Linked DNA regions of Mus musculus: region 2 is linked to region 1. The links are chromatin contacts, found by Hi-C or POLR2A ChIA-PET in ENCODE. All regions are on one chromosome and are shown on one strand. The core of a region is the stretch at or near the end of the contact, and the rest is flanking DNA. Distances in the headings are between cores, read along the strand shown. Region 1 holds the start of Camta2 (calmodulin binding transcription activator 2). Region 2 holds the start of Pfn1 (profilin 1).

Region 1 (2,915 bases), core at 279-2,778:
ACAGCAGAACCAGAGAACAGAGATGAAAGAACATAGTACCAGGAACCAACATGAGTGGGGAGACAAGACAGAACAGGGTGCTCAGAAGAAAGGGATGAGTGGGGGATGCTCACAGTGCTGGAGCATTCCCTAGGGCAGGAAGCTGGATCCTGCATGTCTAACCTAGATTCTCACAGGCCCTGACCGACCTGAGAGAGAGTAGGTGAGGTCAGTTAGTAGATCTATTTCTCCACGGAAAAATCAAACAGAAAAAAGAACTCAGGGTACGTTTAGGAAGGGAGAGCAAGGCTAGAGGGAAGGGTAGGCAAGTTGTGAGAGCTGGGGCTCTGGTCCTAGGAGGAGGATGGCTTGGCAAGAAAACCTGGATGCTGAAGGAAAGCAGATCTAAGTCCAAGTCCGGTAACAAGCTGGGCCTTTGAAGACACACCCCAATTTCCTTCTCTCTCTGACTTTTTCTAAGAGGAAGGGTAGAGCTGATAACTGACCTCATGTGCTCTCTCTCAGGTTGGTCAGGGGCTGGGAGAATTTGGAATAGACATGTTGGAGTAAGCTTCCGGGTGGGACATGCCGGCTTCCTCTTTGCAGCTAGAATTCTACTTCACCCTAACACTCCTATTTCCCCAACCTCTGCTTCTTCTCTGGCTCCCAGCCTACCATATCCCCTCTACTGCTCTGGCTCCAGCCTGAGCCTCCGCCCTCTTGAGGAACAGATGGGAGCTGGAGGAGGCTCTCTGCGCGGGTTCTGCCAGGTGTCCGGGGATGGAGAGGGGGTGGAAGCCCATTCAGGATCGGATCGGAGGTGTGCAGAGAGGCTAGGGTTGGGATAAAAAGTCCACCCCAGGGTGCAGGTGCGCAGCTCTGGCTAGGCAGTTTGCCAGGGTGCAGAGCTGGAGCCGGATGAGACTGCGGGCCTGAGAGCGGTGGTCTAAGACTGTCGCCGGGGGTGGGATGCTCTCCCCAAAGGGGGCAGGGGTCCTGGGAGAACCCCGGAGGTGGGAGGGGGTCCCGCCCGCAAACCCGGATGTTCTGGAGAAGCAGCTGAGCAGAGTTCATGAACACCTGGCAGCAAGGGGCAGTGCGGGAGACCGGGGAGGGGGTCTGGGGACTCTCCCCGCACTCTCTGATCCGTGAAGGGGCCCTGCGCCTAGCGGCGCCCCCTGGCGCGGGGAAAGAGGACGGAAGCGGTGAGGTGGGGGCAAACGGGGTGGAGGGACGGTGGTCCCCAGCGCCGCGCTCCACACCCGGGCCGCGTGGAGCTGCGCCCCCTGGCGCGGGGGCGGAGAGGCGGGCTAGAGGCCCTGGCTCTTACCTCCCGGGGTCCCGCGGGTGACGGCGGCAGCGGCCATTCTACCCCAAACCGACCCCCCCTAGCGCCGGCTGACAGCGGCGTTCGACGTCAGTGCGCACGGGGCGGGGCCTCCCAATTAAGGGAACGGGGGTCGGGAAGGGAACCTGGGGTCAGCACACTTGGGACTCTGGGCCAGTCTACGAGACGCGCTGCTGGACCGTCCCTAAAGAGGCAATAGCGCTGAGGAGAACCGGGATCCGGAGGCGGAAGCTCGGCCGATTGACGTGACTTGTGGGCGCAGGAGGATGGGGCGTGGGCAGAGGTCCAGGGCCAGAGCCCTGGAGGCAAAGGAGAGTGCTTGAGAATGCAGAATTCTTCTGGCCTCGGGCGAGACTCGGCAAATTTAGGGACCTAGCCTAACTTCATTGTCCTGAATCCTCAAAAAAATCAACGGAGTCCGCCTTTTCATTCCCCTTCCATCACTACCTCGCACAGAAACAAGACTATTTGGTGCTCTTTAATAACAGAACAGAGAGAACACAAGACCAGGTTCTGGCCTAGAGAAAAACCCGGCTGCGAGTGTACTGGGCAGTTAGATAGGAACTCAAGTGGGCTGTGAATGCCTACGCTATGGGATGGAGACAACAGAGATAGAAAACATCCGCTCTGAAGCCAGCACTAGGGAGTCCTGATGTTTGAATTGATCTTGGGTCCCGTAGCTTGGGCCTGGATGATTTCCCACTACTCCTCAGACTCCAACTCCATCGCCTGGGGATCGTAAACGGGGTTCTTTCTGGCTGTAGCAGTGCTGTAGGTCAAAGAGCTTAGCTGCCCAGAGGCATAAGTCCCCTGCTGGCCTACAGGAGTCCAGGGAGTCCAAAGCAGCTGTAGGTGAGAGCAATTGAGAGCAAGGGGATAAGAAAAGCAAGAATGGAAAAACAGGACTCTCTCCAGATTTCTTAATTGCCAAATTCAGGCACATACCCTCAAAAGCTCAGTTTCTTGACCACTTTTCGTCCTTAAACCAGCTATCCTACCTGGCTCTTGGCTTCTGCCACATCCCCATTTGATTATGAATTGACTTCCTCCCTAACCTTACTGTGTTCCTCTCCAGTTTTACCTGATCTCTGGGAGTGACAGAATAAGTCTCTTTCTGTGGATAGGTTGCCCTCTCTTCTTCCACGTCAAAGTATTTTGTAGTGCTTAGGAGTTCAAAGCCCTCTTCAAGTGCTGGAAGTTCAGGTGTAGCATCAGAGCTGCCCCACTGGGCCCTCTTCAGTCTGTGGAGACATTAGATGGAGGAGACTAGTGCCTGGAGGTCAGTCTTCCAGTCTCTTCATCCCTCACCCCTGGCCTGAAGCACTTCTTGCTGAGAATCACAGGTGCTACCACTGACCTTCAATTCACCCCAACTTTTTGTTCTTCACAGACAAGAATTTTTGATCCAGGGGCCAAACAGTGACCCCCAATTAACGATGTGCTTTCTTGTAATCATGGGCCATGTCACGCCTTCCAGCTTATATGACTTCCATCCCTCAATTGCTTCTTTCCATACTATAGAAATCATGTTTGAGAGTCAGCAAGGTGACTTAGCAGGTAAAGGTATTGGCCACCAAGCCTGATGACC
Region 2 (2,915 bases), core at 240-2,739, 33 kb before region 1:
AAAAGTATTCCTCTGAAGTCTTAGATGTTCATGCTTAATAGGGAAAGCAAATGCTGGGTACCAGAAATCGATCAATGATCGAGGGGGAGCCTTTGGATGCTCAGAACAGCCCTTCAGGAAAAGCAGAAGCAAAGAGGGGAAGGGAGGGGGTAGGAAGGGAGGAGAAGTAACTTTGTCCTTATTTGGTCAAAGGTTCTGCAGGCGTTGTTAGGAGCCCGGACGCCTGGGTCTCCGGGTAACCTGGAGTTTGGGTCCAGGTAGCTATGCCCCAAGATAAGGAAGCTGACCCCGGGGGCTCTCTAATTAAGTTCAAAAAGTTTATTAGGGCAGGAGACTAGTCTGTGTGTGAGTCTAGACATCCCAGAGAACCTTTCTCCTTCTCCCCCTTAAACCCCCAAACCCCTATATCCGGTACCCTCCCGCCCGGAAATCCCCTCCCCCCATTCGAACTTCCGCTCCCCCTCCCCACTTCCGGGCAGTGTGGTCAGGGAAGGTGGTGGTAGGGACAGCAGCAACCTTATTCCTTCACTTTTACCGTCTCAGAACTTCTCACAAAGTTCCCCTACGCCGGGCCCGGGCGGATGGCGGGAAGGGAGGGCGAGGGGACTTCCGGAATCGGCCTCCCAGGAATGTTGAGGCTAACGTGCCGACTTGGGGGGTGTGTGTGTGTGTGGCGGCCTCGCCCTCTCTAACGGAGCTGGGAGGGGCAGGGTGGCTACCGAGGTCCGGCCCGGGCCCAAGGCCACGCGCCTGGCGCTCCCATCAGCGTCAGGGGGAACAATGGTGGAGGGAGAGCGAGCATTCGGCCCGAAGGGGAGTCCAGGCTCCGGAGCCCCTTATCAATCATAATCCCGGGCTAAAACTGCAGCGCGTGCCCGCCCCGCCCTGGAGGAGGCGGAAGTGGGCCGCCGCACCGGCCGCCGCGCCCCTCCCCGCCCTGGGCCCCGGATGTAACGCCCGGTCGCAGAAAGCGGGGCGGCGGGCGAGATGGGCGCCGCCGCCGAGGGGCGTAGAGCCCGGGGAACCACAGAGGGAGCCAGTCTCACGCAGCCGCCATTCGCCCCGCCGATGGGAGAGGACCGGATCACGGCCTCCCGCTGCCCTCGCTCGCCTGCGCCCGCCCCCACCCCAGTCCCCCAGAGGGTCTAAGGCCGGTCACTGCTCGGGACCGCACGAGCCTCGCAGTACCGTAATGCTAACGAAGGTCTTCCCGGGGACGGCGGCCCAGACGGAGGGCGAGTCCTTGTAGCCTACGATGGCCGCGTCCTGACAGGTCCCGTCCGCCATAAGGCTGTCGATGTAGGCGTTCCACCCGGCCATGGCGCTGCTGCTGGGGCTGCTCTGCGGGCTGTTGCTGGGATCGCGGGCTCGGGCTCGGGCTGGCGGGCGGGGGAAGGCAGAGAGCTCGGGGCACGCGCTGCCGTCCGGAACGCGGCTCTGTTAGCTGTGCAGCAGCCCTCGCACCGCCACTTCCTGCTCCTCCCCCCCCCCTCTAGATTTTTATTTGCAAAGGGCGGCGGGGCGGGGCCTGCGCCCCATTCCCTCCCTCCATCCTCCCCCCCCCCCCGCCGGGCCAGATAGCGAACTTTTGCAAATGCAATTTTTAAAAAACCCTCCCCCCACTTTGCAAAATTTGCCGAGTTCGATGGAAAGCCACGCCAAAGGCTATATAGAGTGGTGGTGGCAGGAGAGGTTAAGGTTAGGGCTCGCTCCGATTCATCCTGAATACCACTTGGCTATAGAAGGAGGAAGCCAGAGGAAGCAGGGAAAGAAAAAGAAAAAAAAAAAAAAAAGAAAATTAGTAAGGTTGAGCAAGTTGAAGTGGGTTCGGGGAACCCAGGGTTAAACCGAATCATTCCTCCACCCCCCAACCCCCACCTCCGCGGGAGGGAAGGAACGGCGGGCGGCGGCGCGTGCGCCCGCGCCTGCGCCGGGGCAGTGAGAAGCCAGCGCGTGGGGCGGTTGGGGCTAGCGGCTTGGCTGCGTGAGCGCGCGCCTGGCGGGACACATTTGGACCATCCGAGGAGGGAAGACGCGTCCCCAGCAGTCGGGACGGGCAGACGCCCCGGGTTGGGCCCTGCTGCCTTCTCCACATTTATCTAAACGATAAGGGAGCAAAAGTGAAATCGATATAATACTCTAGTCATTTTCAGTACTAAAGGTCTCTCCAACCAGGGCACCTGTCCCAACCGTCTGCCATGTACAGCGCACACGTTGGGTTCATTCGAGCGCGTCCCTAGATTCCCGAGGAATCATTCCCTTCGCTGGATCCGCTCCAGCTCAGCCTCGCCCCATGCCTGAACCCTGTCTACAGAGGTCACTGAATAGGGGCGCCACCCGGGTGACACGACGGGACTCATTTTTCAAGGCGGAAGAATACTAAAGTACCAAGGATGACAACTTTTATAAGAAGAGGAAAGTCCCCTCTACTTTGGACGCACTGGGGCTTTCTTCTTTTCCAGAAAAACTTTTGCTAAGTATTTATGTGCGGTCAGCTCACTCGCCGCCGAGCAGGTCTAGGGGCGAATGGCAGGCCACTGAGGCTGGAGGGAGTAAAGGAGTCACCCGGGACCCTGGCCTCCGAGGGGCTCGGCCGCTTCCGGTCCCTCGGAGGAGGGGCGCCAGGGTGTGCAGCCTCTCCCAGTGGAAGTACTTGGTTCGCTGCCTTTTGGAGCCGGGTTGGGTTCCCTGACGTTCATCCCCAAATTCTGGCTCCCCACGCCCCCCAGCCGAGGTTCTTCGACAGCCGCGTGGCTGAGTCACGGGCGGGGCCGCGCTGGGGCACGTGGCGGCCTGCGCCCGCCATCCCTTGACCTCTGATCTGCGCGCCTCCTGCCCGGGGGTGGAAAAATCCCGCAGGGAGCGGCAGGAGATAAGAGAGGAGGGGCGGGACAGGGACGCCACGACAGGTGGGG

What was found. Hi-C counts contacts between places; a loop is a spot of excess contacts on that map. ChIA-PET counts read pairs that join two places held with the same protein, here RNA polymerase II (POLR2A).
Region 2: a loop to region 1 is called in a map of gastrocnemius, with 7 times the contacts of the local background. The contact joins the promoter of Pfn1 here to the promoter of Camta2 in region 1. A Hi-C loop is called at or near these places in 4 of 37 maps with a recorded cell type or tissue (gastrocnemius, heart and left cerebral cortex). POLR2A ChIA-PET finds 5 or more read pairs at or near these places in 4 of 5 experiments (Patski and embryonic stem cell).

The regions. Positions count from the first base shown.
Region 1 is chr11:70,686,577-70,689,491 of GRCm38, forward strand. Camta2 (calmodulin binding transcription activator 2) reads right to left here and starts at 1,529. Exons shown (of 23, transcript NM_001190376.1): 1 at 1,310-1,529. It overlaps Inca1 (inhibitor of CDK, cyclin A1 interacting protein 1), which reads right to left. Exons shown (of 7, transcript NM_001252484.1): 6 at 2,409-2,568; 7 at 1,785-2,173. The coding sequence ends at 2,030.
Region 2 is chr11:70,653,161-70,656,075 of GRCm38, forward strand. It overlaps Pfn1 (profilin 1), which reads right to left and starts at 1,490. Exons shown (of 3, transcript NM_011072.4): 1 at 1,189-1,490. The coding sequence starts at 1,320. It also overlaps a transcript of Eno3 not described here.